Regions from separate parts of the Homo sapiens genome. Here all the other regions are linked to region 1. Evidence: chromatin contacts called from ENCODE Hi-C or POLR2A ChIA-PET data. All regions are on one chromosome and are shown on one strand. Each heading gives the region's core, a stretch centred on a gene start or an enhancer-like site at or near the end of the contact. The rest is flanking DNA. Distances are from core to core; before and after follow the strand shown.

Evidence for each region. Hi-C counts contacts between places; a loop is a spot of excess contacts on that map. ChIA-PET counts read pairs that join two places held with the same protein, here RNA polymerase II (POLR2A). Pooled maps may share reads with other maps.
Region 2: a pooled map shows a loop between it and region 1 (12-fold over the local background). The contact joins the enhancer-like site here to the promoter of AKNA in region 1. A Hi-C loop is called at or near these places in 11 of 37 single-sample maps with no recorded cell type and 13 of 50 pooled maps. POLR2A ChIA-PET finds 5 or more read pairs at or near these places in 5 of 52 experiments (GM10248, GM12878, T-cell and 2 more).
Region 3: a map of OCI-LY7 shows a loop between it and region 1 (7-fold over the local background). The contact joins the enhancer-like site here to the promoter of AKNA in region 1. A Hi-C loop is called at or near these places in 2 of 168 maps with a recorded cell type or tissue (OCI-LY7 and natural killer cell), 7 of 37 single-sample maps with no recorded cell type and 10 of 50 pooled maps. POLR2A ChIA-PET finds 5 or more read pairs at or near these places in 1 of 52 experiments (activated B cell).
Region 4: a map with no recorded cell type shows a loop between it and region 1 (6-fold over the local background). The contact joins the enhancer-like site here to the promoter of AKNA in region 1. A Hi-C loop is called at or near these places in 11 of 37 single-sample maps with no recorded cell type and 8 of 50 pooled maps. POLR2A ChIA-PET finds 5 or more read pairs at or near these places in 1 of 52 experiments (activated T-cell).

Annotation. Positions count from the first base shown.
Region 1 is chr9:114,385,734-114,391,254 of GRCh38, forward strand. AKNA (AT-hook transcription factor) reads right to left here and starts at 2,249. Exons shown (of 22, transcript NM_001317950.2): 1 at 2,127-2,249. LOC124902253 (a long non-coding RNA gene) reads left to right here and starts at 2,317. Exons shown (of 3, transcript XR_007061742.1): 1 at 2,317-2,520; 2 at 2,712-2,856; 3 at 5,110-5,521. RefSeq lists enhancers at 82-141, 912-1,061, 1,876-2,611, 2,082-2,211, 2,252-2,541.
Region 2 is chr9:113,514,796-113,520,316 of GRCh38, forward strand. It overlaps RGS3 (regulator of G protein signaling 3), which reads left to right. Exons shown (of 23, transcript NM_001394167.1): 14 at 2,746-2,829. Among named protein-coding and RNA genes, the nearest start is that of RGS3, 54 kb to the left of the region's middle. RefSeq lists enhancers at 2,440-2,689, 2,850-2,979, 3,381-3,670, 5,387-5,436, 5,457-5,506. Within about 2 kb of position 2,481, at least 10 of the 41 ENCODE cell types and tissues checked have a DNase peak (open chromatin) inside an H3K27ac peak, as active enhancers do; they include GM12878, where a contact is called at or near this core.
Region 3 is chr9:113,572,526-113,578,046 of GRCh38, forward strand. The region is part of intron 17 of RGS3 (regulator of G protein signaling 3); the gene reads left to right. Among named protein-coding and RNA genes, the nearest start is that of RGS3, 110 kb to the left of the region's middle. RefSeq lists an enhancer at 2,074-2,123. Within about 2 kb of position 2,051, at least 12 of the 41 ENCODE cell types and tissues checked have a DNase peak (open chromatin) inside an H3K27ac peak, as active enhancers do; they include OCI-LY7, where a contact is called at or near this core.
Region 4 is chr9:115,205,004-115,210,524 of GRCh38, forward strand. All of the region lies in intron 1 of DELEC1 (deleted in esophageal cancer 1), which reads left to right. Among named protein-coding and RNA genes, the nearest start is that of DELEC1, 66 kb to the left of the region's middle. Within about 2 kb of position 2,223, at least 2 of the 41 ENCODE cell types and tissues checked have a DNase peak (open chromatin) inside an H3K27ac peak, as active enhancers do.

The DNA of each region.
Region 1 (5,521 bases), core at 999-3,498:
GCCTCTGCCTTCCATGCGAGCCATGGCCCTCCTCACCACAAAGCCCCAGAACTGGCCAGTCAGCTAGTCAGTCAACAAACACACGTTAGTGCCAACTACCTGCCAACCTCAGGCTGGGACGATGCTGTGATAGAGAAGCAGGCTGGGCATCAGGAGACAGGTGCTAGTCCTGGCTGCTGTTACTCACTGTGTATAGCTGGGCTTGCATTTTCCTCACTGTAAAATAGAGAAAGTACCACCTGCTCTTGATATCGCAAGGGGATATCACCCTGCTAGGGTGGGTTGGGAGGCAGGGTATGGGACTCAAAGAGCTTTGAAGTCCCTGATTGACTCAGCTTCTAAGGGCAACAGCCTCAGAACTGTTAACCTCTCTCCTCCTCCCTGAGGTCACATTTCAAAGTACAAAGATACATACTGAGCACCCAGTGGGCGCAAATTAACTTTTTAAAAAAGCCCTATGACTTCCTACTATATACCAGGCGCTACGTAAGATGCAAAGAATATAGAAAAGAGTAAAAGTGTTCCAAGATTTTAAACGGTGGGGGGTAGTACAATACAGAAGTGTTACCAAAGGAAGCTTTAAGGTGGGCTTGAGAAACAATGAGGATTTGGGGGAGAAGACTGGGGAGGGCATTCCAGGCAGCGGGAACAGCACGGAGGCAAAGGCACGTAGGTCTGAAAGTATGGCCTGACCTTGAAGGAGAGCTATGGGCAGGTGTCCCTGCATGCCAGATAAAGGCAGAGTTGTTCCAGCCAGCCCTCGTTAGGGCAGCAGGGCTGCTCCTAAAAGGCAGTGAGTGGGGTTTGGTGAAGACTCCAGCAGTGTGAGCTGGGGAGGGCTATGGAGTTCAGGGTCCCCGCCATCCCTGGAGAAACTGGCCCCACAAGGAAGTAGCAGCCACTGCACCCTCCTTCTGCACATCTCCTTCTTACACCCAAGCCGCCACTGCCCCTGCTCTCTCAAGGGTCTAACAGACCCCTGAGGTGTCTATCTTCAGTTCCTGGGTGGGATGGACTCTTCTTCCCCACCACCCACACAGGGCTTCTCCGCCCGCTCAGTCATTCCACAGCCAGGGACCCTTCCCTTTATGGCTCAATCCCTCAGAACTGCCCAGACGCCCAGGCTCTCCTTTGCCAGCACAGCTACGCAGCCCGCACAGCCTCCCCGTGCCCTCTGCAGCCCCTTCCCATCCAGCCAGAGCTGTCCAGGGTGCCACCCTGCTTCTACCCCCACCCACACCCTGACACCTCCCAGATGAAGACACTGAGGCACAGAGACATGGCCTGCTCTCACAAGACCTCACAGCCAGGAAGCGCAGACAGAGGATTCAAAGCTGGGGTACCGCAACTCTGAAACCAAGGCTGTCAGATGTGTCAGGGAGATGGGGAAGGAAGACCACCCCCCAAATCAGTAACCAGACCTTCCAAAAAGGCTCAACCATACCCCCACCCACCTGCTGGCAGGGCACAGACTTGCTGTTCTCAAGGGGTTCCCACCAGCTGTGTGGACTCTAGTCCCACAAGGAAGCACCAGCCACTCCCTCTCTGTGTCCTCCCTGCCCCCAGCCCGCTCCAGCAGCAGAGGCCGAGGAGAAAGAGAAACGGTGCCCTGGCTGTTGCCAGCTCTGGTCTTGCCATCCTCAAGAGCTGAGCTGGGTCTGCTGGTCCTCGGACTGTCCTTGGCTCCTCTCCTTGCTCTTACGCAGCTGGCATAAGGGGCCACTCCTTCAATAGGGACCACCCCCCGGCGCCGTCGCTGCCTCCTGGCCTGCTGCCCATGCCTGCATCGTCTCTGAGACCCCTTAGCAACCAAGGACACTAACTCTCCAGGTGCAGACGACGACACCCCAGGCACAGAGATGGACCCGCCTACCCAAGTTCACAAGAGATCAGAATCAGAGCTAGGACTGGAATCTAGCATCCTGAGGCTTGACGAAATCCTCCTTAAATCCACCCTTGCCCTGGAGGCCGGGATCCCCTAAGCCAAGAGAAAAGCGGTGCAGCTCCAGCAGCTGCAACTTCCTGGCTGGGCTGGTCCGGCTGCCTGGACTGTCCCGGAGAGTCTGTGACTGGCCCGTCCAGAAGGAAAGCGGCCTCCCGGGCCCTCCTCCGTTCCAATCCCTTACCTCTCTCGGGCTCCACCACCGTCCTGCCGACCCAGTTTCAGGGGACCTGCCTGTGAATTCTTTGTTCCAAACCCAGGGAGCCCCCTGTCTCCATTGCGCCCTGGCCCACCTCCAGGCCGTTCTGCCAGCCCAAGCTGCTGCTCACAGACCAGCATCGCTCCCCACCTCTCCCCGCCCCTGCCGTGGTTGAGGCCGCCTCGCCTCGGCAGGAAGCGCCCAGCCTGATTTCCTACAAGTGTTTGTCAGAAGGAGGGGGTTTGTCTGCGTGCAGAGCAAGAGCTGGAGGAGCTTAACCCCTTGCAAGCCCTCCGCAGTCAGCGCTGCCCAGGAAAGGACTCAGGGAACAAACTCCTGACGTCCTGGGCTTGGGATCATCTCAGCCCAGGCCCTGCAGGTACAGATGGGGAGACTAAAGCACAGAGAAGGTCAGAGGCTTGGCCAAGGTCACACAGCATGCTGTAGCTCCTACCCTCTAGGCCCTCTTCAACCACGGCCTGACCTTAGCCGAGGCTCCTTCCCTCACTAGGCCTCAGGGCCCATGTGCACGGTGAGAGCTCAGACTCAACACCACTCCTGCCCTTCCAGCTCTGACTCTGCCAATGTGCAACCTGAATCTCAGGGAGACCGTGGTGATTCCTGCCATCTCAACCCACCGTCCTCACCCCGAGGTGGTCCTGCAGCCAGAGTGGGATGTTCGGGGCAGCATGGAGGTGTGAACCTGGCGGATCAGGTAAACTTTCCCTTGTTGTAAGAACCCTCCAAGGGTTCACCAGATGTTGGGAACAGATCGATCCTGATGGTCAGTCGAGCTATCTTTCCTCAAGCCCCACCATCCCATTCCTTCATTCGTAGGTACTCACTGAGCTCCTACTGTGTGGCGGGTGCTTTTAAATCACCTGGGAATATGGCAGGGCCGAAGACAGGCCAGTCCCCTGCTCTCCACTCTAGCAGAGACATGGACAATAAGCAAGCACATGTATAATTTCAAGGAGAGAGCTGTGAACAATGAGACTGGGTGACGATCCGTGTCCCAGGCCAGGTGGCACTGAAGCCTGGGGCTCACCCCAGGCCAACAGAGTCAGTCTCTGGGCATCAGACATTTTAAGTGTCCCAGGTGACTGGCCCTGGTAGAGAACACATGGGGCCAAGAGTAATGGGTTGGAGGAGAAGGGTTATAGGACGGTCAGGAAGGTCTCTATGAGGAGGTGACATTCAAATAAGGCACTGGAAGGAAGAGGGGTCAAAAGCAAGCCACAAGAAGGTTTGGGGCAGAGTGTTCTGGGAGGGCAAGTGGAAAGGCCAAGGTGGGGGAGCCAGCGGGCTTTCCCTGAGAACAGCAAGGCCTGTGTACCCGGGGCAGAGCGAGTCAAGCGGGAGAAGCAGGAGCTTCACAGAAAAGCGGGCACAGGAGCACAAGAGGCTCCCAACACTGGCCCCACCCAGGACCCAGAGACTCTGAGTCAGGAAACAAAAAGAAAGAGGAAAAAAAACAGGCCTCTGTATTGTCCAAAAAGCCCTCCAGGTAATTCTGATAAGCAGCCAGATTTGGGAACCACCCATGTAGGAGAGAAAAAAATCTCAGAGTCACTGTGGACCTGGGTTCAAATCCCAGCCCCATCTCCTGCTGGCCCTGACCTTTGAGGCTTCACGTCTCTAAGCCTCAGTTTCTTCATCTGTAAAACAGGGATAAGAAGAGTAGCCACCCCACAGGGGCTGCTATAAAGATTCAATGACATGATGCCTACCAAGGGTAGAGCGGGGGAGCCAGAACACAGTCATGTATTGAGCTATTTTATTATTGCTACTACAACTATTGCTGCTACTTAGGTATAAGTCTCTGGTCTCCTCTAAAGGCTAGATCTTAATATCTTTCCTGAAGCCTGGCACACTGTTTATGGCTGATGAATGTGTTCTGTGAATGAATGAATGAATGAATGAGTGGACGTTCCCAAGGTCAGCTTGTGAATATCTGGCGTAGCCAGGGCTAGAACCAGGAGCCCTCATCCTGGTAATCGCCCACCCCTCTATCCCCTTTCCTGCCTTTTACCCACATCTGGGTGGCAGGGCTCTCCCTGTAGCCCCCAGCCCCACATGGAGCAGAGCCAAACCCTAATGAGGCCCCTCCCTATCAGCTCTGGAGGCCATGTGTGCCATTGTGCAAGGGGCGGGCTCCCCTGACACCCTGTCACTCACTCACCCTCCCTCCCTGGTCATTAACCCAGGCAGCATTAACCCAGGTGGCTGCCATTGCTGGGCATAGCCTGTGGCCCCTGGATAACCCCAAACCCATCTCAGGGGCAGCCACCTAACACCAAGGAGAACCGCCTGCAGTGCAGTCTGTTCCATTTCCTTGCACCCCCAAGCATGACCAACCCTCCTCCCTGCCTTTGCTCATGCACTGCCCCCTCTTGGATCACTGTCCCCACCCACAGGCCAAATTCTACCAAACCGAAGCAGCATGTCTAAGACTGAGCTCCTAGTATTGCCACCCTCCAAACCCACCCCTCCTTAGTTTGGCCCATCTTTCACCCAGGTACACACTGAGAATCAACTGTGACCCTGGACACTTCCTTTTCCCTTACATCCCATAACCAATCCATCGTCAACTCCCAGTGATTTCATTTCCTAAATTTCACCAGAATCTGTCCCCGTTTCTGCATCCCCACGTGGGTCCCTGGATCGGCCTTGCCTGGAAAGCTCTAGGGTCCACTAATCTGTTCCCCACACTGCACCGATGTGGTCTTCCAAGATAAAAGTTCCAAACAAGACCCTTCCATGCTTCAGACGCACAGCTAGCTACTATGGCTCTGAGAAAGAAGATGAAACTCCACAAGCTGGCCGCTGCTGCAGCCTCTTCTCCCACCACCCTCTCTGCCCTTGCTCAGCATGCTCCTGCCATACAGGCCTCCTTGCTTTTCCTGGGACAGATGTGTCCTGCTCCTCCCCTCACCCAGTCCCACTTCTTTTCCCTGTTAACTTCTAGGCAACCTCCAGATGTCAGCTCCAGCGTGCCCTCCTTGGGGACTCCCCATTTGGAACTATATTTCATATGTGATTATTTGATTAACATCTGTCTCTTCACTCAGTTGGGAGCTCTGTGAGGCTCTCATCATCATATCCCCAGGACCCAGCACACAGGCCCTGATATACAATAGAAATACAATAAATATATCCTGGATGATCCACTCAACCTAGCTACTTGCCCAAGCCTGACTCATAGCCCTCATAACAACCCAATGAGGCTGATGTGACAACCCCATTTCACAGTTGGGTAAACAGAGGCCCCTAGAGCCCAAGCAGCTTGCCCAAGGTCACAAAGGTGATGAGCTGCAGTAGAGTTTCAAACACACAAAGACCTGGCTTCTAATAACCAAGCTTGGTGCTCACAACATTGC
Region 2 (5,521 bases), core at 1,231-3,730, 870 kb before region 1:
GATTCTAGGGGCTTATACTGAGGGAGCAGAGATTTCCAGGGAGATACACAGGAAAAAGTGAGGCCGGGATAGCCCAGTAAGGAAAGGGTCCTCTCCTTCCCCCACCTCGCCTCCCCTTTCTCTGGGGAAAGGGCAGGTGCACCCCAGCTGCTTGTTGCCATGTCACAGGGACTGTTTGCCAAAGCTCCCGCTCCCTGGCTCACCCAGTGGTTTTTTATTTGAAAATAACTGAGGGAGACCCTTGGGGTCTGTGCCTTATCTGCTCTCCCTGGTCTCTGCAAACAAGTTTGGCCTGTATTCACTGGTGGCCTGCGATTCACTAGATCGCTCTTATTCTCCAACGTCAAACAAAGTGCTTGAAGAAAGATAATGAAACAAACAGCAAGCTGGGCCTGAAATCCCAGCTACTTGGGAGGCTGAGATGGAAGGATCGTTTGAGGCCAGGAGTTCGAGGTTACAATGAGCTGTGATCATAACCCTGCACTCCAGCCTCTTCTTCTTCCCCCTTTTCCTCCCCATTTATCTCTCCTTCTCTTTAAAAATAACCTTTATTGGGCCAGGTGTGGTGGCTCACGCCTGTAATCCCAGCACTTTGGGAGGCCTAGGTGGTGGATCACTTGAGGTCAGGAGTTCAAGACCAGCCTGGTCAAGATAAAAACCCCATCTCTACTAAAAATACAAAAAAATTAGCTGGGTGCGGTGGCAGGCGCCTGTAATCCCAGCTATTCGGGAGGCTGAGGCAGGAGAATCGCTTGAACCTGGGGGGTGGAGGTTGCAGTGAGCCGAGATCACACCACTGCACTCCAGCCTGGGAGACAGAGTGAGACTCTGTCTCAAAAAAAAAAGAAACAAAACAAAAACCTAAAAATCTTTATTTATTCCATCACCCAGATATGATAGTGTGAACATTTCAGCATCTTTTCTGTGTGCATATGCACATTAAAAAACAGACCTTATTCTATATTTTATATCATGTTGCCTTTTTAAAAGGAAAATTGTAGCATGAACCTTTCCCACACCACTAAATGCTCTGTGTTTTACGGTGGTTGCCCACTCTTCTTTTATATGGGTATACTGTATTTATTTAACCAGTTCTGTATTCAGATACTTCTGTCTACTCTTTTGCTATTGTAAATAACCCTGTGATGAAAATCCTTGCGCATGGATTGCCTCTCTGATTATTTTCCTTGGGAGAGATTGCTGAAAGGGAAATGACTGGGTCATGGGTCATAAACATTTTAAAGGCTCTTTACACATATTGACAAATTGCTTTGCAGGAAGATTCTAATGGTTTATCGTCTTATCAGCAGCATAGACATGACTTGGCCCCACGGGCTTCATTTCTGCCTGTGCCTCTCTGGTCTCCCTGGCATCCCAGTCTGAGCCTGTCACTGTCCAGTAGGCACACTTTGTTAGGATGCAACACATCTCTGGGAGCTCACACGCCTCCCCTTAGACAGCTCTGTCAGCAGGGCCTGGCCTTAGCCTTTCTGTGGGTCTCTTCTCTTTCTTAGCATGTGACACAAAGTTCTTGGCATCTACAATGTCTAATTTTCTTTCTTTTTCTTTTTTTTTTTTTGAGATGGAGTTTCACTCTTTTTGCCCAGGCCGGAGTGCAAGGGTGCGATCTCGGCTCACTGCAACCTCCACCTCCCAGGTTCAAGCAATTCTCCTGCCTTAGCCTCCCAAGTAGCTGGGATTACAGGTGCCCACGACCATGCCTGGCTAGTTTTTTGTATTTTTAGTAGAGACGGGGTTTTACCATGTTGGCCAGGCTGGTCTCGAACTCCTGACCTCAGGTGATCCACCCGCCTCGGCCTTCCAAAGTGCTGGGATTACAGGCATGAGCCACCACATGCGGCCTGTGTCTAATTTTCATGTTCATTTTAATATTTGTATAAGAAACTACTTCTATTTAAGAGACAGTCTCTCGCTGTGTCCCCCAGGCTGGAGTGCAGTGGTATGATCACAGCTCACTGTAACCTCAAGCTCCTGGCCTCAAATGATCCTTCCACCTCAGCCTCCCAAGTAGCTGGGATTTCAGGTCCAGCTTGCTATTTGTTTCATGATCTTTCTTTAAGCACCTTGCTTGATGTCATGTACTTAGAAGCCATATTAGAAATATACAGTCATAAGGACAAGTCCTGCTGGGTAATCCAGAGCTTAGGGAGCTTCCTCTGGGCTGGGCTGGGCAAGGTGAGGGAGTAGGGTGAGAGGTTTGGGTGATAATTGACCCTTGGGGGATTGCCTGAGAAGGAGACAGTTCAAGTGTGCTATGAGTGCAGAGCAGGGACTGGCCTGGCTTTGAAGGGACTCAAGTGACCAAATCTCTTGGCATGTGGCTCTCAGGATGCCTCTTGGTCCTGTGAGGCATGAACAGGATAGATGGGGGATGGCGGGGGCTGGGAGGGCCCAGGAGCCCAGTGCAGTGGGGGGTGAGAGCTGGGGCTGAGGACTGCAGAGGGCCTAAGCCTGTGGTTAGACTTCCTGTCAATGAGTGTAGCTCTCACGGTGAGGGTTGATGGGGAAGGTGGCAGCAACAGTTCCACAGGACAGCAGCGTCTCTCTTTCTGTTTCCATCTTATGTATGAGGGGGTGTGTGGGTTCTCGGGTCGGTGGCGGGCTGACAGTCTTCTCTGGGTCAGAGGGTTCTCTGTGGCTGGCTTTGACAAGCTGCTGCTTCCTCCCCCCGGGTCCTCACCCAGCCTCTTTTTGAACTGCCCACTCAGCCTGCTTTATTTCCAGCCTCTAGATCTCTGTAATCCTGCCCGGACCCTCCTGCTGTCAGAGGAGCTGCTGCTGTATGAAGGGAGGAACAAGGCTGCCGAGGTAAGACTTTCACCTGCATTTTTTAGGGGGCTTTCTGGGTGGGCTTCATTGGCATTCTCCAGGCCCCTCACTTTGGTCTCTTCCTGAGTATCTTAGAATTGTACATTCTCAGGGTAGGGGAGACCTGAGAAGGACCCCGCCACTCTCCCTAGCAAAGGCTACCCAGCTTTTTCTTGTACATCTCCTTTCAAAAGCTGTCGAATCCTTCTTTGATGGTTAGAAAGTTTCCCCAGCCCCTAAAGACACCCCATTGTTTATCCCACCTTCCTCTCAGGAGCAGAAGAGATGGCAATTTACCCTGGCTGTGGGGAGTGACTTTGGTGGCAGGAAGAGTAAAGCTATTAGCCAAAGTGAATTTTTAGACCAGCATCAGTTTACCTGAGTTTTCTGGGCCTGTTTTAACCCAAATCCCATGTCCTCTTCTGAGAGACGAGTCTATGATTTCGCCTGGGTTGTAGCTCTGCCTGTGGGGTGCTGACATGGGACCTGTGTCACCCTTCCTGGGAGCTGGCCTGGGATGCTTTTCTCTAATTGGGAGAACTTCATTCATCTACACAACCCCAGAGCTGGTCAGTTCAGTCTCTGAGCTTAAACTACTTGGGTACAGAAGTTGGAGCCCTGGGCTCTGCCCTGGCTACCTGGGGCCATGGGGTGAGGGTAGCAGGCTCTTTGCAGATCAGGCCCCAATGTAGAGCTGCCTTGGCTGAGTCGAGTGGCAGCTTGGGGTAGTGGAAAGATCAGGAAACTTGGAGACAGGAAGTTTGTATCGAGACCCAGGTCTGCTGCTGGCTCACATGTGATTTCTTCCTTCTTCCTCAGTCTTTCCATCTGAGCAGTAGGTATGTGTGTATTTGAGGCAGTAAGGGCAGGGTCAGAGGTTGGTCTGTAAGGACGCTTTAAACCTCAGCCTTCTGGGACACTATGTGTGACTGTGGCTGAAGCAGGAGGTTGGTTTGTTTTTTAAGTAAGCAGACTGGACTGGAACTCATCTATTCCAAATGTACATTATCTTTTTCAAGGGAGTGCCCTGGGGGACTGCATGCTCCCTTCCACCGCTCGCTGTTGCCTACTGTATTTCTGGACCTCCTCTTTTCCGAACCTCCTCTTGGGAACTTTGCAAACTTTGGGAACTTAACAATCTTTGCATATCTTCTGAATTGTCTCAGTGGGAGTAAAACTTCATCTGTTGGGAGGGATTTAAGTTTTAGGGATGAGAAGTCACTTAGAGCTATGTTTGGTGAATGAGAGTGTGGTGGACCTAAGTCTGGCATCCAAGGGTCAGAAATTGAGGTGTGGCCATAAATTCACAGACTCATAAGAAGCCAGTTAGAGATGGCAGCCACCCTGAAACATATACATAAGTCTAAATTCACTCTTCTGTTTGTCCACTTACCCTTGAATCTGCAAACATTGAGCACTTATTGTGTATCCTCATTGTGTATGCATTTTACATACTTGACCCCAATTAGCTCTTGCAGCACCCCCATGAAAGGCACGATTGTCCCCACTCTGTAGTTAAGGCAACTGAGGCTCCAGTGAGATTCACTGGGACCCAAGAGTCTCCAGGCTGGTAAGGAATGGAGCCGGGTCATTTCTGGCTCAGTGATGCTTTCCATGACCCCACACTGCTTCTGGCATGTCTGCATAAAGACAAACTAAGGAACACAAGCTGAAGCCAGAGCCTTGTGACAGTTGCAATTCGTCCAGAAAACCCTGCCTTATAGATCTCTGGAGACTTAGAACCAAGAGACCCCTCTCCCTTAGCCTTGAAGATTGAAGGAAACAATTTGAAGACAAGTAAAATAAATATTAATGTATTCCTTTTTGTTGAAGTATGATGGCAACCAAACATGTAGATCTGGGCATCCTGTCATATTACTCACACCAAAAAAAAAAAAAAAAAAAAATTCAAAGGGATTTGGATAAATTCATGAAATCTCAGCATTGGTTAGGCTTTCAGGAGTCATCCATGCTAATTGCTTCCTTGTAACTTTCCAGTTAAATGGTTTTCTGATTGGTGCTTGAATCTTCTAGGGCAGCCCATTAGAGCAGTGGTTTTTTTTTTTACTGGGAAGGGCTAAATTGTAGAGCATTCTCCCTTACACTCAACAGAAATCTTTATTTGTGGAATGTTCCTCCTTGGTTCTTTGTCCCATCACTTCTCTGGGCATGCTCAAGTTTGCTAACATCTGTGAGCTGATCCAGTCCCGCACCGTGAACTACCCTCATCACAGCCCCTTCCAGAAGTAATAGACTTGATTAATGTGCCCTGAGGTCTATGGCCCTGTGCGAGGTTCTGGGAATACCATGAAGCACAAGACAGACACACCCTCCCTTTACACACTGACTCATGGAGTTTACCATTAACTAAGGCACCAAAGTCTTTTTGGTAAACTCTGCTCTTAGGTCAGATTCCCAAGAAGAAGCTTAGTTAGGGCCACTTGGGAGAAGCCACCCTCCAAGTGGTAAGGACCCCCTTACCAAGTGATCCCTCAACTCTGACCCTTTGGAAAATCAGATGTGTCCTTGGAGCAAGTGTGGGGAAGACACTGGGTGACCCCCGTGGCCTGTGGAAGGCGACAGGTGATTGGGCCATGGAGATGGGCATCACTCTCCCATGGGCTGCCGTGGCCCCTGCTGGTGCTGGTGAGATGGGGGAGTCCACATGCCCTCCCCGGCACGCTTGCCCCTC
Region 3 (5,521 bases), core at 801-3,300, 810 kb before region 1:
TGGGCACCCCACCACCACCCAGTGCCCCCAGCGCTGCAGGCCCTGAAGGAGGAGGGCAGTGGGGCAGACTGGGGCAGACAGATAAGGCAAGGGTGTGTATCTGGAAAGGGGGACCTTTCTGTTCCTCCTGCCCTTGATGCCCCCACAAGGAGACCTGGCTATGCCTTGGGCCCTGAACTCTGATCTTTCTAGGCTAGCTGAGATTCAGAACTGGACAGACATGCTGGGAAGAGCAAGACCCAGTGAGGGGAGTGATTTGGCCCAGGCCATGCAGTGAGCCAGACTGACCCAGCCTAGGGGCAGGCTGAGCACAGACTCATCTGCCTTCTCAGCTTCCAAGTTTCCCCCCCTGAAACCTGCAACTAACAGGACTCCTGTCCTAGGCTGCTGTAAGGGTCAGAATACGTCAAGTGCCCTGTCCCGGAATTGGATGCAGGAGAGGGAGCTGATGATGTCGATGATCGTCATGAGAGTAACAATTATGATTACAGAAATTGCAGATGCTTATTGAGCACTTACTAGGTGCCAGGCCCTATGCTAAGCCCTCCCCACAGAGCTGTGATGTGGGTACTCAGTATTCACATTGCCATTTTACAGATGAGGAAATCGAGCCTGAATAGGTTAAGCAGCCTGTGCAGGTACCTTGACGTAGGAGGTGGCAGAGCCAGGGTTTGAAGCTTGATTTGCCTATCTCCAAGCCCCAGTTGTTCATCAGCAATAGGCTTCCCTCCTTCCACCTCTGGCTTTCAGTCCTCCCTATTCTCAGAGCTGTTGCTTGGAGTAAAACCTTAGTTTTTGGGTTGGTCCCTGGTGCCCACTCATGAGAGAGTCAAGCTGTGGAGAGGAAGGCAAGGAGCAGAGGGGCACCACCATGGGCTACTGTGTGCCAGGCACTGCCTCCATATGCCCCGTAGCAGCCGTGAGGAAGCGGCACACTGGCTGTGAGGGAGGCGGCACATGGATAGGAATTGGGATTCACCCCCAGGCCCTCCTGCTTCCAAAGGCTGACCTCATGACTGCAGTGCTATTTGTGTCCTTCCCTGAGGTCATCCTGGCATGGCAGAGCTTCTTTGATTAACCTAGCAGAAAACATCACAGAGAAGCCACACGCTTCTAGCTCTCCCCACCTGGAAGGGGACCCTGGGAGGGAGAGGATTTGGGAGGGTCACTGGGTGTACAGAATTCTGCACTGCCCCTCCCAACACCAGGTGTCAGTCTCCTGCCCCTCAGTCTCCAACCATGTGGAGTCCGAGCGGGGCCCCTGCGTCTGGTATTGCTCTCCACTGCCTAGCACAGAGCCAGGCCCAGGTTTGTCCTCAGGAAGCATCCTTTGAAGGAAGGGAAGGAGGAAGTGAAGACGGCAGGAAAGGAGATCACAGAGGAGTAGAAAGAGCAGGGCTTTGGAGTCAGGCAGACCATGGTTTCAATTCTGACTCTTCCACTGACTTGCTTTTTGATCTTGTGTAAGTTACTTAATGTCTCTAACTCCTAGTTTTCTTATTAAAAATGATACTGATCTCATAGGATTGTTGGAAGTAGAGCCTAAAGTATAAAACAACTGTCACAGTGTGTGGCATGCAGTAGATGCTCAGTTAATGATCTCTCTCTCTCCCCTATCTTTGTCATCATTATCTGTTTTGAACACCTCTAGCTTCACCTTCCTTACCTCTGCAGCGCTAAGTAAACATTGCTTTCAGGGTAACGTTGGAATTCCTTAAAATATCCATGCTCCTGCCTCATCCAACCACCTCCACTTCCTTGAATGTTCCCTGCTGGCTCTGGCTCAGCCTGGAATATCCTGTCCCATCTTTTCCCCCCTATTACCTCCTCCCAGAGCCATCCTAGTTGTCCCTGCTGCCTCTACTTCCACAGCCTCCTAGCATGGTAGCAGGTGGGTGAGAGATGGACCTGGCATCTCCAAGGCAGAGAACATGGCTTGTTGCTGTTTGGCAGCAATAGCCAACACAGGCCCTGGCGCATGGCTGCAGCTCTGTAGGTATTTGCTGAGTAAGTCTTGGGGGAAATGGTGTGAATAAGCCAGACATGATCCTGATGAGCCAAACAGGACCTGCCCGGGGCCATGACAGCAGGGCAGGCTGGGTCTTGGCAGGGGAGCAGAGAGCCTTCTAGCCAGGGCATCCGAGGCAGATTGAACCAGTGCTCACAGGGATGGGCAGGAAGTAGACTTGAGGGATAGAGAGCTTAGGGAAATGAGAGGTCCCAGTACACACACACGGAGCAGGCAGAAAAGCAGGGTGCCGGGTGGGAAGGGGAGTGAGGATGGATCCCACAGGCAGACTGGTTCCTCAGCAGAGCCCCAGGGGGCCTGGAGTTCCCCTTCTCACAAGGCATCAGTCACCACTAGCTCAGGAAGAAGCTAGGAACCCCCCTGCTCTCAACTCTCAACTCCCTGCTTTTCAGAGAAGAGAGCTGGAGGAGTAGAAGGGGTGTTTGGGGTGGTGGGTGGGGACAAAGACTACGAGTCCACCCATGTTGAAGCAGTGGTGTCAGAAATGGAGGCGAGAGGAGAAGGGACCTGGTGAGGGGGTGACAGGGCAGCACCGTGCTGAAACCCAGACCCCGGGAGCCGCCTCCCCGCCCTGGGAGAAGCTGGGCATCCAGGCAGGTGGTGGTGGGTCTCCAGCAGGCTGCAAGCGGCATGTCCTTCTGGCTTGGTCAGGCGATAGCCAAGAGTAGGAAGGTTTTCTGAGGGGGCCCTCGTGTCTCCTCTTTCCTCAGGGATTCCCTTTCTGTGAGTGTTGGCTTTGTCCTGAGAGTCCCTGCGCGGGGGTGAGCTAACCTTCTGTGCCTCAGTATTGCTTTCTGTAGAGTGGGTGCACTCCCTGCTGTGGTGTGCCGCCCTCCTGAGCCTCTGACAGAGGAGCTTCAGTCTGTGGTCGAATTCTTCCTTTGCCCCTCTCTCCTCCTGCAGTGGGGCCTCTGTTTAGGGAACGTGAATGGGCAGCTGCCTCCAGGGAACTTGCCACCTCCCCCGTCCTGCTCCAAGGTCATGCCTCTTCTGCACAGGCTCCCCACTATAGAGAGGGTTCTATGTGTTGGAACTGGTCCTGGGCGAGGTTCTGGGCTGGATTTTAGTGCTGATTCTGTTGTATGACCTTGGCCTTATCACTTCCCTTCTCTGGGCCTCACGTAACAGACAGTCACCTTGCCTGTTACCTGACGCCACTCTCCAGAATTGTCTCGTCAGTCAGAAAGAAGTAAAAAGGCCTGGGCCTTACTCCTAGGGACTGTGATGCAGTAGGTCTTAGATTGGGTCCAGACAGGCATTTTTAAGATACTCCTCAGGTGATTCTAAAGTGTACTTCTCCGTTAAGAACCAATAGTCTAGGTCGGTGTTTTTCAAACTTTAATGTGCAAATGAATCTCCTGGGATCCTATTAAAGTGCAGGTTCCGATCCAGTGGGTGTGAATTGAGGTTTACGAATGTGTATTTTATGAGGTCAGGAGATCGAGACCATCCTGGCTAACATGGTGAAACCCCGTCTCTACTAAAAATACAAAAAATTAGCCGGGCGTGGTGGCAGGTGCCTGTAGTCCCAGCTACTTGGGGGGCTGAGGCAGGAGAATGGCGTGAACCCGGGAGGCGGAGCTTGCAATGAGCTGAGATCACGCCACTGCACTCCAGCCTGGGCGACAGAGCGAGACTCCATCTCAAAAAAAACAAAAACAAAAACAAAAAAATGAGTGTGTATTTTATATAAGCTCCTGGGTGATGCTGCTGCTGGCTCTTGGGCTGCACTTTGAGGCTAAGAGTCTAGATGGTCCTGTGAAGTTCACTGGATTGTTCTTTCTTTTTTTTTTTTTGAGACAGAGTCTTGCTCTGTCACCAGGCTGGAGTGCAGTGACGTGATCTTGGCTCACTGCAACCTCCGCCTCTGGGGTTCAAGCCATTCTCCTGCCTCAGCCTCCCGAGTAGCTAGGATTACAGGCGCCCACCACCACGTCCAGCTAATTTTTGTATTTTTGGTAGAGACGGGGTTTCACCATGTTGGCCAGTATGGTCTCGATCTCCTGACCTTGTGATCTGCCCTTCTTGGCCTCCCAAAGTGCTGGGATTACAGGCGTGAGCCACCGCACCCAGCGATTGTTCTTTCATTCATTTATTCATTCAAACACTTCAGGTGGGGAGTGGTCAGACGTGAGGCTACAGGGAGACAGAGCCCAGGGTCTTCCAGGGCTACAGAATTTGGACTTTATCTGAGAGGTATTGGGGAGCCAGCCACAGCAACGTTTTAAGCAGAGGAGTGACAAGTTGAGGTTTGCATGGAGGCAGCTCCCCTGACATAGCACAGAGAATGGCCAGTGGGGTCTGCACCGCCACTGTGAGCCCCACATCATCCTGGTGGGGGATGACAGTGGTCTAGAGGGAAGTGGCAGCAGTGGACATGGAGAGAGTAGAAACATTCTTTTTAAAAAAGATTAATCAACTTTTTAATTTTTTGATTTTTTACTTTTGAGACAGAGTCTCACTCTATTGCCCAGGCTGGAGTGCAGTGGTGCAATCTCGGCTCACTGCAACCTCCGCTTCCTGGATTCAAGCAATTCTCCTGCCTCAGACTCCCAAGTAGCTGGGATTACAGGTGCGCGCCATGTTGCCTGGCTAATTCTCGTATTTTTAGTAGAGACAGGGTTTTACCATATTGGCCAGGCTGGTCTCGAACTCCTGACCTGAGGTGATCCACCCGTCTTGACCTCCCAAAGTGCTGGGATTACAGGCTTGAGCCACCGTGCCTGGCCTCAACTTTTATTTTTTAGAAATTAGCTTTAGAAATTAGTGCAAAGTACAGAGAGTTCCAATATACTTTGTCCTACTTATTGCCAACCTCCCTAGTAAAAAGATCCTTGAAGTTGTATAAGTGATGATCAGGATTTGAGGATTGACCATGGGGGTGGTCACGAAGGAAAAGGAGAAAATGATGGCCAATTCCCTGGTTTGGGCAACTGGTGGTGGCTTCATTGATACAGGGACCATTAGAGGAGGAATGATGGACTTGCGGGGAGATCACACATTCAGTGTAGGGCTTGTAGAGTTGGGGGTACTGATGGGATATGCAGAAGGAGGTCTCCATCCATGTCCCTGGGATGCAGCCACACAGCTGTCCTCTGTGTCAGCAGCATGCTAAGGCTCTTCCTGGCCCGGGGCTTTGGCCTATGCTGCTTCCTCCCCTAGTGAGCCCCGCCCTGCCCCTTGAGCAGATTTCGGTCTCCAGCCATTCCACAGGGCGGCCTTCCCAACACTCCCCTGGACTCTCTCACAGCACCCGAGGGTTTTCCTTCACACTGCAGATCTTGGTTTCTGTTTATCCTGTGTTTATGGCAGTGATGACTTGGTCAATATCCCTCCTTCCTCTCTAGTTCGTAGGCTCCACAAGGACAAGGATCATGTCTTTCTTATTCCTTCCTTTATGCACAGAGCCTAGAACAGTGTCTGGATGCAGAACTATTCCATGAGGATTTGTTGAATACTTGCCTGTGGCATCTCAACTCAGGAAAGCGGTCA
Region 4 (5,521 bases), core at 973-3,472, 820 kb after region 1:
TTACATGTCTACACTCAGCTGCATTAAAGGTTGGGAAATACAGTCTTTGCTCTGGATGGTCAAGAGCCCATATAAAAAATCAGGCTTTGTGGTTTTCTGCTAGAACTGAAGGATGGATATTGAGGCAAGTTATCAGTAAGTATTTTCATATTAAAGAGATCACTTTAATAACTCTGTGGAAGATGGACAAAGATATAGGGAAGACACTGAAGATATGAGACTGAGGCTGGTGATAACCATGAGGCTGGGGAATGCTTTCCCTTTCAAATGACCTAGGCTTTGCCCAATTAAGGAAATTACTGTCTTAGAGTTACTTCTTTTCTATTGAGTCAGAGGTAGATATATGTCTCCTTCAGCAAATGAGTCATACCCAAGGTTGGGTAAACTTGTTTAGATATGCAGAGTGAACCACGATATGAACCTGGTTTGGACTGTATCCTTCACAGACTTAAAACTCTGCTCATCATTCTTGTGTCCTCAAATAGCCAGATCAGATTTTTTATTCTGATTTTCTATAGAGCTAAGATAGGTAAGAGGAAGTTTCTATCCATTTCATTCTGGTTAGCTGAGTTAACATGTTTTGTCTGTTAAATATTCATGGAATTAGGATAAGAACATGAGTTTTAGAACCAAGAAAAATGGGAATGAAAAACTCAGCTCTGGTACTAATCCCAGGTTGTCTGGTTTGTGAGTTAGTCCTGATCATCACCACACCATATGGCATCCTCTGGCTCTTGGTTTACTTTTCCCTCTTCCTTAAGCTGTTCATTTTCAAGTAACATGGGGAAAGTCACACCAGTCTTACTGAGTATCCCTAAAAAATGGAGGCAGAAGAATGGACTTGATGATAGAAAAATTTATTCTTGGGCACTAAGCGTGCTCAGCTGGCTATGTCTACCTCCATACCTCCCCTTTAATATTTTTCTCCTGGCCCAACAAGTATGTCCAGGGCCCTATAAAGGAAATAATCCAGCATATGTCTAATGTTGGCTCACCCAGTCCTCATCAGCTTTGAGCCATCTCACTTTGCTTCTAATATTCCTAAAGCCCCTCTTCTTCAGAGTCCCTACTCCTCTATTTTACTCAGTTTCTCTTGATTCTATATCATGGCTTCATTCTTCTCTACAGTGTTTCTAGGAATACGAAAGAGTAGGGATGTTGTCTGAAAACTCCAAGGTTGAGATATAACATACTGTTTAATAACAGAGATGCTGAAATCAAACTGGTATGAATTTACATCTTTCCCTTACTACTATTAATTCTGGACCTTAAGTAAGTTGTGTACCTTTTTCAAGTTTCCTCATCTGTAAGAAGGAGGACAATAATAATTCCTATCTTGTATGTTATTGTCAGAATTTAATGAGTTAACAAATATATGTAATATATATGTTTTATATATATATACACATTTTGGTTTAGTGTTTGGCATATAGTTAAGTACAAAATAAATATTAGCTATTGATATTAATTTTGGGGTTGGAGGTCAAGAAATAAGGCTGGAAAGTTGGGAGGCTCCATTGTGAAGAGTGACTTAATGATTAAGAAGCTGGATTTTGGGCAAGAAAAAAGAGGGGCTTTGGACAGGAGAGTGCATTCATTTTCTATTGCTGCCGCACAACATGAAACTTAGTGGTCTGAAACAACACAGACTCACAGTTCTGGAGATCAGATGTGTAACATGGTAGGCAGATTGCATTCCTCTGGTTTTGGGGAAGCCGTACCTTTCTCAGCTTCTAGAGGTTCTCCATATTCCCTGGCTGGTGGCCAAGCATATTCCGAATTCTGCTTCCGTTGCCACATCTTCGTGTCTGCCTGACTCTACTGTGTCTCTCTCACAAGAACTTTTGTCCCAGATAGTCCAGGACTATCTCCCCATCTCAAGATCCTTAATTTAATTACATTGGCAAAGTCCCTTTTGCCATGTAAAGTAACAAATTTGCAAGTTCTGGGGATTAGAATTTGGGCTTTGATGGAGGACATTTCAGCCTACCACAGAAAGTAACATGGCTGTCTGGGGATTTTCCAGGATAGCTTGTGAGATTAGAGTTAGGAAGGCCAGTTAAGATGCTGTTGTGAGAATGTGAGAATGCTGTTGTGAGAATGTTGTGGGGAATGTGAATGTAAGCATTAGGGGCAATCAGGACACTGGGGAGGAATGGCTGCTGAAGAACTAAAATCACCAAGACTTGGCTAATGAGATTAGGAGAAGGGCTTCTTTCTAGATTTCTAGCTGCAGGGACTTTCAGCTAGGGGATGGTGGTGTCAGCAGGAGCTGGCAAATACCAGGGGAGGTGACCGACACATTGACTAAGGCTTTCTGAGAAATCTTGCTTCCTGTAGCCTGCAGCCATTCGTTATAAAACACAGAGAGCAGTCTGGCCCAGAACAGAGTTTCCCACATTTCACTCATTCTTAACAACTTTTTCCAAACCTGTCTTTTTAATGTTTCAATTTCTGAATATTTTTCTTTAAATAGACTCCAGTAAAAGTAGCTTCATCCTAAACAATTAGTTTCACAAAACCACAACTCTGATATGCCTGGATATTTGGATGCACATACTATTCATACATACTCATTAAAATGGAAATGTATTTTTCCATGCACCAGCTAAAATTATTTCTCAAACCATCAGTGCTAAGCAAACCACATATATGCAAATGTCGGGGAAATGACAAAAACACAGACTGAGAGATTCAAACCTAGACTTGAGTGTATCACTTGAGTCCCTGGACTTTTATTTCCTCATATGTGAAATAAAGATAATGTCTAACTTATAATAACTTAGTTAGATAATTAGTGTATGGAAAATGCAAGGTGCCATATCTTATAACAGGAACCCAGCCTATTATATGCATTTATATTGTTGAATCTTGTGATGTTTTTTCCTTATATATTAAATAAGTCAGTCTTTTCATAAGACCTGTCAGTTAATTTTGATAAACACACTAGGGAATTCATCGTCTTTGCAGTCTAGGTGGCAAAGCAATTTTACTTACTGTTTTTTATTACCTCATGAGTCTTCTTTACTTCCAGGGTACTTCTTTACTTCCAGAGGAGGTATGGAGGTATGGAGGTAGACATAGCCAGCTGAGCACACTTAGTGACCAAGAATAAATTCTTCTATCGTCAAGTCCATTCTCCTGCCTCCACTTTTTAGGGATACTCAATAAGACTGATGTGACTTTCCCCATGTTACTTGAAAATGAACAGTTTAAGGAAGAGGGAAAAGTAAACCAAGAGCCAGAGGATCAAGTGACCACGAGGGGCTTAGGGAAGGCATTCATTCCTGTTGACTGTGCTAGGAGAACCCTGGGTCAGGAGATGCTGGACTCCTGGGGTAGAAAACCTAGTTCTTTTCAAAGATTTAAAGTAAAGTTTTGAGGTGGAAAGCCCTACTGTTTTCTGGACTATATTAGAATCATTCCTCTCCTCATGGCTGTGGATCATATTGCTTATAAAATACCAGCCTCGTGACCCATTTGAGAACATCACTGAAGGTCCACAAGATAGGAACAAATGGGTTTTAAAAAACACCCCAGGGTCTCTCCCTACTGAATCCCTACCCAGTCTAACAGAATTAGACTCAAAGCAGCATTTGCAGAAGATAGCCCTCTTTGCATGAGCTTTCCAATGATACATCTGGTTTTCCTTTTGAAAAAGGCCCTCAAACCTCATAAAACTGAAGTCCTTTGATTCAAACCACAAATTCCTTATAGCTAACCTCAGCAAAACTCCTTACACACTCTGAGTACTTAGTCCCTGTAACCCTTATTCCTCTTTTCTCTTCCATCTTCATTAAGTTAGTGGGAGCCAAGCTTACAAGGATAAATCTGATTGTTTTGTTCAATTCACTTCATATTAATAAAAATTATGGGTCATTTTTCTGCCTTAGACCTTTGCTTTAGAATAGCTACTATTTATTAAACTCTAACTATGGCCAAGTACATTACATAGCATCCCACTTAAACTTACAACAGGCTTACAAAGTAGGTGGTATTTTTCCAGTCTTTCCAATGAGGAAAGAGAAACAAGCAAACAAACAAAAGTTATTGTTTCATTGTCTTCCTGCTGCTAGATGATAGATCTAGTAATTCAAATCCAGTCGGTATAACTCCAAAGCCCTCACTTCTCAAGTTTGTCTCTCTATATAACAGATTCCTAAGAGTTAATTTTCAAATACGATTTGATATTTTAACAATTCCTCATTTGCCTCAGGCAATTGTTATCCTGATTATTGACTTCATGGTGATGACAATTATTGCTACTATGAATAACAGCTCTTATCCTCTAAGTGTTATACTGTGCATTTTATATACCTTGAATACAATAACTTCTTGAGGCAAGTATTATTATCTCCTTTTATAAATTTGTAAACTGAGATGCAAAAGGTTTGTTAACATTTCCATGATCACAGAGCACTGAATTAATGGGAACTGCAAATACTAACAAAAAGGAAAACTTTGTACATGCCAGCACTTTTGAAATATATTTTACATGGTTAACTCATTTAATCCCCACAACAACCCTGTAAGGTAGATAGCATTATCATCTGCCTTGCACAAGTGAGGAAACTGAGGCACAGAGAAATAAAATGATTATTCAAGGCCACACAAGATAATCAGTGAAAGAGCTAGAGTGTGAATCAGTATGGCCTTGGGTCTGACTCAGAGCTTGTTATCACAGCACCATGCTGCCTAACTATCTGACTGCAAAGTTCCTCTTTGCTCTGGGCAGGTACCTATGTGAGTGAACTTGAAACTCTATCACTCATTCCAATTCTTTTATTCACTGGTGATCTCACTATGTTGAAAGGACAGGATTTGATGCATGCCGTGTCAGTGGTGATCACTGTTATTGAGATAGATTTGCACCGATGTCTGGGAGTTTGGACTGAATGTTAATAACATACAAAGGTGACCTGCAATAAATACACAGCTCTGTCAGAAAGCTAGAGGTCTGCTTGGCAGAGAGAGTCATCATGGATTGTGGCAGATTCTCCTTCTGTCAAGGCTTATCTGAAGGCTAAATAAATCATGCTGGAATCTTCTGGGATGTTGGAAGAGAGGAAAAAGTGTGTATTGGATGGGGGTAGGGATGTGGAGGAGGTTCAGATGGAAATGGAATATTGATTAGAACAAAGGTGAACTTGATGTCAGCCAGTGTTCTTTTTAGAAATGAAGGGCCAGGAATGGAAGTTAAAAAAGAGAAATATTTTCTTTAATTGCAGGCATAGAAATAGAGAAATCAACATCTGAAGAAATTCTAAGTGACACACTGGGCTCTAGATAGATGTTACTCTATGTTTGATTCTCAATTTTTTTGATCTAATGTTTCTGCAACTATGAAGATGTAGCTACACTACAGCATAAAGTGAACTCCTTCACAATGAAAATTTATTTGACACATATTAATTGATAACTGACAGCTATAAATTCACATTTAGATTGACTTCAATATAAAATATTCACTTAAATTGCTGTGTAGTCACATTTCTTAACTTTCCCAACTTTTCAAGTATAA